2 separate regions of the Mus musculus genome follow, and region 2 is linked to region 1. The links are chromatin contacts, found by Hi-C or POLR2A ChIA-PET in ENCODE. All regions are on one chromosome and are shown on one strand. The core of a region is the stretch at or near the end of the contact, and the rest is flanking DNA. Distances in the headings are between cores, read along the strand shown. Region 1 holds the start of Enc1 (ectodermal-neural cortex 1). Region 2 overlaps Gm33390 (a long non-coding RNA gene).

The links. A loop is a pair of places that touch in the nucleus more often than their neighbours do. ChIA-PET counts read pairs that join two places held with the same protein, here RNA polymerase II (POLR2A).
Region 2: a map of heart shows a loop between it and region 1 (7-fold over the local background). The contact joins the enhancer-like site here to the promoter of Enc1 in region 1. A Hi-C loop is called at or near these places in 10 of 37 maps with a recorded cell type or tissue (T-helper 17 cell, gastrocnemius, heart and 2 more). POLR2A ChIA-PET finds 5 or more read pairs at or near these places in 4 of 5 experiments (Patski and embryonic stem cell).

The regions. Positions count from the first base shown.
Region 1 is chr13:97,237,342-97,242,461 of GRCm38, forward strand. Enc1 (ectodermal-neural cortex 1) reads left to right here and starts at 3,764. Exons shown (of 3, transcript NM_007930.4): 1 at 3,764-4,188.
Region 2 is chr13:97,293,954-97,299,050 of GRCm38, forward strand. It overlaps Gm33390 (a long non-coding RNA gene), which reads right to left. Exons shown (of 3, transcript XR_382781.1): 1 at 4,878-5,097; 2 at 1-204. Among named protein-coding and RNA genes, the nearest start is that of Gm33390, 2.6 kb to the right of the region's middle. Within about 2 kb of position 1,689, at least 1 of the 3 ENCODE cell types and tissues checked has a DNase peak (open chromatin) inside an H3K27ac peak, as active enhancers do; it is gastrocnemius, where a contact is called at or near this core.

The sequences.
Region 1 (5,120 bases), core at 2,514-5,013:
CTTCAGTGAGCAGAGAGAGGTGAATGCCAGTGGTCAGCTCCCCCCACCCCCAATGCATTTAGTCTGAAACCACAAGCCCGTGGGATGGCTCTGTCTCCATTCAGGGTCAGGGTCTTCCTCCTCAATGGAAACTCTCTGTAGATGCCCTCTCTGACACATGCCTTAAGGTATATCTCTCCTAGGTGATTTTTTTTGAAAACCTTTTAAATTTTTATTTGTTTATTTCTATGTATATTGTAGCTGTCTTCAGACACACCAGAAGAGATCCTATTACATACAGATGGTACCAAAAGAGGGCATCAGATCCCATTACAGATGGTTGTGAGCCACCATGTGGTTGCTGGGATTTGAACTCCGGGCCTTCAGAAGAGCAGTCGGGTGCTCTTACCCACTGAGCCATCTCACCAGCCCTCCTAGGTGGTTCTAAATCCAGCCGAGTTAACAATAAAGATTAGTCATCACACCTTGGGTGGGCATTTGGCCCTCTGCCATGTTGACTCTACTGGGCCTGGTTCTCAAAGCCTAGGTAGGAGGGCTGCCATCTTCCTCACACAGACTGAGGAAGTGATTCAAAGAACAAAGGGGGCCCTTCTGGAATCCCAGCAGGGGACATGTCTGAATTTGGGTAAGGCTTTGGGAACCTGTAAGTGGCCGGGTGGCAGCTGCCTGGCCCAGTTTGGTCTAATCCCCTGAGCTGTCCAGTCCCTGGTACTGTGATTGTATGGTGTTAATTAAATCACTCTCATTAATTCAGCCTGAGAATAATTAGGAATGAATGAAGATAGATTAGGTTTGAAGGCAGCTAATACATTTAACCCCACGCTGCTGATTTTGCAGCCTAGCAAAATAATATCGTTAAGGAAGATAACAAGGCCAAAGCCTTGGGCACAGCTTCTTAACAGCATTCAAAACAACCTTGGTTTAGAGTCCCAAGGCCAGGCAAAGACAGTTTTCCAGCGGCCAGCGGGACCAGCCTAACTAGCATCCTGAATCAAGCTCAGGCTGCTGTACAAAGCTAAGGAGTGGCCTCCTCTCCTGAGGTCTTACACCTCGGCATCCGGCCCTGTCTGTTGTAGTCTAGGGCAATCACAATCCTGTGGAGCGGTTTCTTCCTGTACACGCACACGACTCACCTTTGCTTCCTGTGAACAAGGTGATAAGAATGACTTTTGCCATTGGCTGGGAGAGACCATAAAAAGATATAGTTTGAGTTTCTATGATCATAAATCCACTAAGTTGCAAATCACTCTCAGCCGTGAGAAAGGCATTAGAAGCCGCCCAGCAGTCGAAAGAATTTTCATACTCTGGCTCATGTCTGAGGGTCACTGGAAACATGCACTTTTCTAAAATATAAGTTCACTTCCTGTGTCTTTCAGTATTTCCTGGTTTGTGTAACCTATATAAACAAATTCCGTCACCGGAAGTTGCTTATCTCCCGTTAGCAGAGGAAGGGATGTGGATGGTCACTGATTTCATTTCAGAAGTTTCTAGGCTGTGATTTTGTTTTCTTGATTTGAAGCACAGGAAGTGGTAACATTAGGTAGAAAAGATACAGCGGCAGCTAACAGCTGGACTTAGCATCCTTTTAGCCCTCTTGCTTAGCCAAGCACTCTACAAAGAGAAGCGAACTTCACTGTTTACTTCATTGTGGATGCTGCAACTTCCAGGTGGGAGATGCAATAGAAACGATTATCTATCCTCTGCCAGCTGACTTCTCCTGGCAAAACCCCCAGCCAACCAGCTGACATAGGTATATATACTGCTTCCAGGCAGCAGCAGCAGTTCTAGGTGGCTTTGGGAGAAAGACAGGCATATTTTGTCAAAAGAGAAGATGTGCTAACTTCTTAATGGAACAGTGTTCCACTCCACTGGTACACATGAACTGTTAGTGCCCTAAACCCACATATTTGTGTTTGACCCAAACCCAGACAGATGAAAACAAAGAAAAAGGGCCAGAAAGTGCACAGTAGTGGGCTTTGGTGCCTCCACAGGACATAGAAATATGCTTTTAAAAGACTCGGAGACCTGTTCCTATCTTCCTCTCGTCAGAGCCTATCTCTGATGCGAACTCCGTTTCCATCCGTTTGCTTTCTATTGGTTGTAATCTTTCTCTCCTTGGGAACGGAATTCTGCCTGCCTGGCTCCTTGCTGCCCCTGGGGGCCTCCACACCTGGTTCTTACCTTGAATCCCTCGAGCTTTTTCCCTGGCTCTGTAAAGCAAAATGGAGCCAAGACGCTATCAAAAATTAAAATAGGAAACAGATTTGAAAAGGCTGTCGTGAGGCTGACGAGTTAATGCTAAGAAAGGACTTAAGAGGGCACTGTCTTTCTTTGCGATGAGCAAAATCTATCAGCCTCAATAGCAGAGGAAGCCAGAGAGAGGGAGCTGGGATAAAGGACCAACCCTGCGGGTTTCAGCAGTCTGTGGTCTCAGGAAGCGCCATGTGGAGCCTCCTGCGCCGGTTTAAACCATTGCTACGCCTGGTGTCTTAAGAAAAGGAAGACTGGGGGCGAAGCGTTGGGGAGATGAAGAGGATAGGGCAAACTCCCTGGCCACTACTGAGGCCCTGCAGGTCTCCAGCCAGGCAATTCACATCGCCAAAGACCTCTCTTTCCTCACCTGCACAATAAAGGGTTTGGGCTAATAATCTATACAATTCGTCCCTACATATCTCAAATGCCGAATAAGAGCCAACTCAAAGTGTCGTTTTAGCTCCCAGCACAGAGAGTCAAAAATGAGAGTCATAAACAGTTGTGGCCACGTTTGTTTATTTATTTATTTATTTATTTATTTATTTATTTATTTATTTAGGATAGAGTTCCTTCTTTTGCTAGGCCCTCGAGACTTTAGGTGTGTGTGTGGGGTGATGGTTGTTGTTTTTTTTGGGGGGGGGGGACACGCTATTTCTTGACTGAACTCCAGACTCCACCAACCAACCAAACCCAGGAAAGGCCAAGTCTCCGAAGGTAACAGACATCTTCCCTACCAGGAGGAGGCAGCGTGTCTGCTCCTTGGAGGAGTTGGCTTTGAATCTAGCGGCCCTGGGCGATTGGTTGCGAAACACGTGGGCCCTCAGGACCCAGCTGGGGTTGCTGCGGCTCCAGCTCCGAGCGAGACAGAGTCCTGCCGCGGCTTCCTCACCAACTTGGGGTGGAGAAGGAAGCCCCCCACAAGAGTTTGGAGTCTGGCCTCTTGCCAGCAAGTAACCCAATGTCCACTTGCGCAACCTGCAGTGTTCCCCGAGGTCCAGACCTAGGCTTCTTCCCTTGCTCCTGCGGGAACTAGGCTCTGCCTGCCGCTGGGGTGTCTAACCCAGTGAGTGCATGCGGGAGCGGTGGATCCCCAGCTTGGCCTTGGCTACTCCACTGAGCATTCTTAGGATCCCGGCACCCTCGAGCGCAGGAAAGCGCCTAGGGCTGCTTTCCCCTGAGTTGGGTGCCCCAGCCCCCGACCTAGCCTTGAATGGGGTTGACCCGAGGAGGCGAAGACCCTCCGAGCCTCTAAAACTTATTTTCTTCCCGGTCCCCGAGGGCTGCAGCTGCCCGTTGCTGAGCGAGGGCGTCCGCTTTGTCTCCGTTCGCTCCCCGCCCCACTCCCCTAGTTCCTCTCCGGCTAACCGCCCCCCCCGTCATCCCCCCCCCCAGCTCCTCCCGCTCCTGCCCGCGTAGTGGACGCGCTTCCTCCCTCCTCCCCCTAGCGAGTCTCTTTGCATACGCGCCCCCTCCCGGGCGCAACTTATAGGCCGGCGCACGGTGGCCCGGCGCAGTCAGCTCCCGCAGCCTCAGAGCCAGCGGCGCGACGGAGGCGCTGCAGAGACCCGGAGCCGACGCCAGGCGGCCGCCAGCGCTCACGCCGCAACCCCGTTCCCTCCCCCTGCGTGCAGACCGCCTTCCTCCGCGGCGCGGCCGCCGCAGGCTCACTCTCCCCTGGCTAGGCGCGCGCCGGCAGACGCTTGGCCCGGCCGGGGCGCCAGGTCCGTAGCAGCAGATCCGGAGACCGAGGTCAGCTGCCTGCCGAAACCAGCCCGGGAGCCACTACCCCGGACGCTATCGCCTCCCTTCCCAGCGCTCCTTTCTCCCCGGCGATCGCCACCGCTTCCTGGAACAGAGACGCCCTTCGTCGGCTCCCTGCGGGTGACCGAGGCAAGAACCGCAGCCGGTTGTGTGCAGAGGCCAGCCGCCACTACTGTAAGTTTGCCCTGCAACCCCAAACCTGTTGCGGGCGCCCGGGTTTCGGGCGGTGGGAGTCGGCCGCGGGGTGTGCTTGGGAGCATCGAGCCGGCGCCCGCCACCCTGGCTGAGGCTTAAGCCCAGGAGGTGCTCTCGAGGCAGAACAGTCGCTGGAGTGGGAACGGCACTGGGAGAGCAACTTGCCTCCCCTCTGCGGTGTAACGCCCGGGCAAGTATCGGTGGGTGCGAGGAACCAGGTTGGGGATAATATCCCGGCTCCTAGCAGTCTCCAGGAAGCCCAGCGCGTGGGATCGGTTCCCCAGGGTGCCTCGTAGCCGGCTTTGGGGGGCGGTGGAGGCCATGCGCAGACCTCCTCCTGCGGCCACTTGACTGCAGCCAAATGAATGAAAACTGGTTCCTGAAAAACGAGTTTCTTCTCCTGCAAGCTTTTGCCTTTTAGAATGACATTATTAATTTCAAAGGCTAGGTAGGAATTGGTGGGCGGGGTGGAGATGAAACAGTGGACTTGGACTTGTAATTTGGTGTCGTCCTCACTGGCATGTCCAGCGTGTTGAGAGTAGCCGTTGCAAGTGTTGGAGGGGACGGCGTGGCCAAGAGCTATTTTGGTAAACATCTTTATAGTGTGGCTCCGTTGTTGTCAGTAATGTGAGTGCTTGGGAACGTCTGCCTGGCTTCTTTGCTCGTGGGATCGAGATCAGGCTTAACCAGGAGAGAGATGGAGGTGCTCCCAGTGTTGGAGGCAGACGTCCTGCCTGGAAGCAGCAGGAAGTGAACTGAAGTCACTGAACTAGGTGCCCTTTTGATGTTCACAGTAATAGCAGTCTTTTTCTCTGCCTTCTTTGTAGACGCAAGTTAAGTATATGTGTGCATTTTGGGGGTCATTTCCTTAGCATGCAGATTTATGTCTCTGGGGTCTTTAAAAAATGTTG
Region 2 (5,097 bases), core at 439-2,938, 55 kb after region 1:
TGTGTAGATGGGATGTCCTTTGACTGTCAAGGGCAAGGTTATAAAAACTGCAGACACCAGGCCCAGAACTGAAGTCAGTGCTGTCTTGTTCTAGATTTCTTCTTTGTTAATTTAGCCACGGTCCTGATTACTGGTGGCCAAGAGAAGTGCTGACAGTCCCTGCCGATTCGGGCTCTTAATTGACAGATTCAATCAACCATGGATCTGAAATAAGCAGCAGAAAATGAGAGGCTAGGTTTGATGTGCACAAGCTTTTTTTCTTGACACTATGCCCCAAACAGAATAATATAATAACTATTGACGTTGCACTTAGACCTATATCAGGCATTATAAGTCACCTGGAGGTGAAAATACTCCAGATGTAAGTAGATTATATGCAATGTATGTATGTATATACACAGGTTATATTCAATGACTATACCACTCTGCACAAGGGACCTGAACACCTGCAGCTTTTGGAACCAGCTCCTCATGGACACCATTGGAATGCTGTACTCAGGCGGGCCTTGAGAGGGACCTGGGGTCTCATAGCCTTGTGAACTCTGCTTCTGTAATCATAGCATCTGGGTTCTCCATGGGTTGGGTTCTCCATGAAGGTCTGGAAGATGCTGTTGTGTCTTAGCACATGCGGCTTGGTGTGGTATTCACTGAGTGAACAAACCAAAGATTCAAGAAGGATGAAAGATTCCTTAGTGCTTCCACCAGGGAAGTGGTCCATCAAGAATGTCCCCTTTCAGCAATTCCATGCTATAACAGCAAAGGAAAAGCTGACGTTTCCTTTTTTGAGGCTGTGACGCACCTCTCACAGATCCATTCTTTGTTGTTGTTGTTGTTTGTTTTTTGTTTTTTCAAGACAAGGTTTCTCTGTATAGCCCTGGCTGCCCTGGAACTCACTCTGTAGACTAGGCTGGCCTCGAACTCAGAAATCTGCCTGCCTCTGCCTCCCAAATGCTGGAATTAAAGGCGTGGGCCAACACTGCCCGGCTCATGGTCCTGTTCTTACACACATTTCTTCGGCTACTTCTCTCTTCCTGCTTCTTGAGTTTTGGTGAACCAGTTGATTTGTTTATTTATCACTATTGTCGGCTGACCAAGGATGCCAACTCATGCCCCACCAGCTCCTCCCACCTGTCCGTTTTCCCTGAGAACTCTGCCTCAGCAGCAGAAGTCTCACTTTTACACAATACTAGCCTAAAGGTCTGACGTAAGCTAAAGAGGGCATATGCAAATTTAGAGTGTCTGACATTTCACCTGTGAAAGAGAATCTCCCGGTGACAAGGAAGAGAGGATCCCTGAGAGCGGACGGAGGCCATTGCTCTATTTCCTGATTCAAAACTGGAGAGGAGAGCACAAAGGAAAAGCCTACAGAACATCTGTTCTTTTCCTGTTCTTTTGTTTGGGGGGAGGCCAGAGAAGGGGAAGAATCAGGGAGGGAGGGAAAAAGGAAGGGGGAGAGGGAGGGGGGGAGGGAGAGGTATTTTTCCATTGACCCAGTAAACAAAATAGAAAATGAGGCCGCAAAAACCTGACCACTCATTTTGGAGTTTCCCTAAGAGGTGTCTTGCTCAAGGACAAAGAGTCTCTCCTAGGAGGCGTTTCCCCTTTGCCCTGGAAACGGTCCAAAGGCAGAGCCAAGTCTAGCAGGTCAAAGGTCTGCTATCTACAAGACTTCCTTGGGGTTTTGGACTCTTGGCAGAAAGCAGCAGATTTCCTCTTTGGTGGGAAGTCCTCCAGCAGTGAGCAGGTTGGGGGAGGGAGGGACGGCAAGGGACAGCCCTTCCCACCACTCCAATTCAGCATTTAAATTGGAAAGGACTGCTGTCTCTGGGTTCCTGGGAAGGTACAGTGTGCTGCCTTCCTTTGGCCCTGACCGGTGTGCCCAGTGGGTGCTGAAGGCAACTGGGGAAGAATGGAAGAGCCTAGGAGTGAAATGGCCAGGAAAATGTGGGCAAAGGGCATCTTGGTGTTTCCTAAGGCCGTAGACAAGTTCTCTTTCTGTAGTGATGGGGCTGCATACACTGCTCAGTGGTTACTTACCGCGGATGCACCGCCCCTCTCTAACGGGTTCGTGCTTCCAGAGATCGTGATAGTGTTCACTCGTGCTCTGGAAATGACTGGTAGAGCCGCACCTGCATTTCCAAGAGCCTCACGAATTACCCGCTTCATTCATATAGAAAGCTGCTTACTTCTTCCTCTCTCCCTCTCCCTCTCCCTCTCCCTCTCCTCTCCCTCTCCCTCTCTCCCCCTCCCCCTCCCTCCCTCCCTCCCTCCCCCTCTCTCTCTCTTTCTTTCTTTCCTCCAGAGGGGTCCATTTGCTTGGGAGACCCTCCAGAGGGTAGAGGGAGAGACTTGCCCCTCCCTGTTCATTAGGCAAAGAAGGAAAGCAGGTGTTTGAAGAAAAACAAATGAAGAGTGGGGTGCAGAGCAATGTGAAACAACATGGCGGTCTGATGAGCTTTCCAGAAGCCAACGTGATGCCGGAACGTGATGCAAGAAAGGAAAGGGCAATCCGTGGAAGGCTGATAAGCTGAACTAAGGAATGTGAGTTCGCTCCTTGAAGCAGGAGCATCAGGGAGCATACAGGAAGGTGTTTAAGTTAGGAAGCCGCCTGACCTAATTTGAAAGGCTGCTCTGGGCTGGTGAGATGGCTCAGCGGCTAAGAGCACTGACTGCTCTTCTGAAGGTCCTGAGTTCAAATCCCAGCAACCACATGGTGGCTCACAACTACCCGTAATGAGATCTGACTCCCTCTTCTGGTGTGTCTGAAGTCAGCTACAGTGAACTTATGTATAATAATAAATAAATCTTAAAGAAAAAAAAAGTTGAAAGGCTGCTCTGGTGTCTAGTTGGGGGGGGGGGGGGCGTCGCTGAAGCAAACGGACAGAAGCCTGAGTGAAGGAGAGGGGAGATACGGACTCAAGAATCGGATGAGACTTGGCCATATGTATTTCCACAGGGACAGGGGGAGGGGAAAAGAAATTTATGCTAATCAGCTCTTAGCTTGACACAACTAGTGACACCCACTGGAAAGAGGCAATCTCAACTGAACACTGGTCTCCATTGGATTGCATTTCCTTGTTTGTTAACTGGTGTAGAAGACCCACTGTAGGTGGTTCCATTCTTAGGCAGGTGGGCTTAGGCTATATAAAATAGGTAGTTGAACAGCAGCCTGTGGGTAAGCAAGCCAGTAAGCAGCTTTACCCTCCCTCATATCTGCCTTCATGTTGCTTCCTTGAGTCCCTGCCTGTACTTCTCTCAACACTGTCCTACCGTGGGGTAGAAGGGCAAAATGAAATAAACGTTCTTTCCCCCAGTTGCTTTTGGATACGGTGTTTATCACAACGTTAGAAATCAAACTAAACCAGGGGTTAAATTTGGGGAGTAGTATATGATTTTCAAGTTGATTGTTGAATGGACTTAAAGAACAAATAATGATTTGTAAATGATTCAGGAAGTTGAACGGGCTGAAGAGCAGGCTGGCTTGTGGCGACAATGGCTGCCTAGAGGTGGAGACGGTCTTTTCTTTGTCTTTTGAGTTTATTTTTTTCCTGGCTACTGGAGGAGCCTGGGAGGAGACAGAAGGCAACCTTGCCCTTTTGTTGGGTCTGGTAAAGTAATTTCAGGGGGAAACCCCTTGCCGAGCTTGGGGATCAGGGGGAGACAAGGGGAGGTTAGCGAGGCCTTCCAGCTGTCTTTCATAAAATACTCAGCCTGTCCCAGGGCTGTACTTGGGTGTTTCATTTTCCGAGACCCAACAGACTCCGGTCGAAAGTCGGAAACTCATATCAGGATCTGTTTGTTTGATTTCCTTCCCTCCCTCCCACCCAACTCCGACTCTAACTTTTGAGATAGGATCTCTCTATGTAGTTCCGGCTGGCCTTGAGTGCGAGGTTCTCCCTCCTTAGCTTCCTGAGCGCTGGGATTGCAAGAGTGTATCACTATGCCTGTTTGTCACTTCCCTCAGGCCCCTCCTCTGAGCTCCTGAAGCACAAATGGCCAGTTTGGAGCACCTCTGTGTGCCTACTGTCCCTGCACACAGCCTTCGTTTTGAATGAGTACAGTCTATCATGGAGAAAGCATGGTGAGCTCATGGCGGTGGGAACATGCACCCCCCTTTCCCCCCAATCTCAGGGGAGCCAGGAGCAGCAAGCCTGGGCCTGAGTAGCGTGGGCATCTAACTCTCAAAGCCTGGTTTCCTTCCTCTAAGGTTTCTAAAAAATTCAAACACAGTGGAACCCGTGTTCAAACCCATGGATGTATCATCTACAGTGTATGTATCACCATTATATATATATATTTTTTCTAAGCCCAGGAAATATGTGTTGTCACTCCCTGGTGGGAAGTGAACTTGGAGGGAGAAGAGTATGTTAGCATAGGTTCTTCAGCTGTAGCAGAGCACACTGGTCAGGTTGTTGACAATGGGAGGGACCATGCAAGTAGGGACCAGGGCATGTGGAAAACCTCTACCACCCATTCCATTTGTGATCTTAAAACTGCTATAAAAAATAGTCTATTAAAATAATAATCAGGGCCAGGGAGGTTGGAGAGGATGCCTCTTCGGATATGAGCACCGGCTGCTGTTCCAAAGGATCCAGGTTCAATTCCCAGCCTCTGTCTGACACCCTCACACAGATACACATGCAAGCAACACACCTGGTCCCCACACCAGGATGCTTACAACTGTCTGTAACTCTAGCTGCAAGGGATTTATCAGTTTCTTTTGGCCTCTGAGGGCATCAGCGTGCACGGACACACAATACAAATACATACACACAGACAAACTCACAGGCACATACACACATAGAGACAAATACAAAGATAAACACATACACACACATATCCCAATAAAAAGTATAAATAAATCTTCAAATACAAACCTTTGCATAGGAGATGGGGAGTGGATGGTTGTCTGTGTAGAGGATATTTTGTTTTCTCCCTATGAAGAAACGATAGATCTTCTCACCTGGAAGGATGTTTCCACTTGCAGTTCTGCCCACTCTGTATGTAGTTCCTGCAATCTGTTCTTTTCCCAGAAACCACACTCAGGATTCTTCTGCCAAGGTCAACTCTGACCTTCTAAATTGCCACATTCCAGTC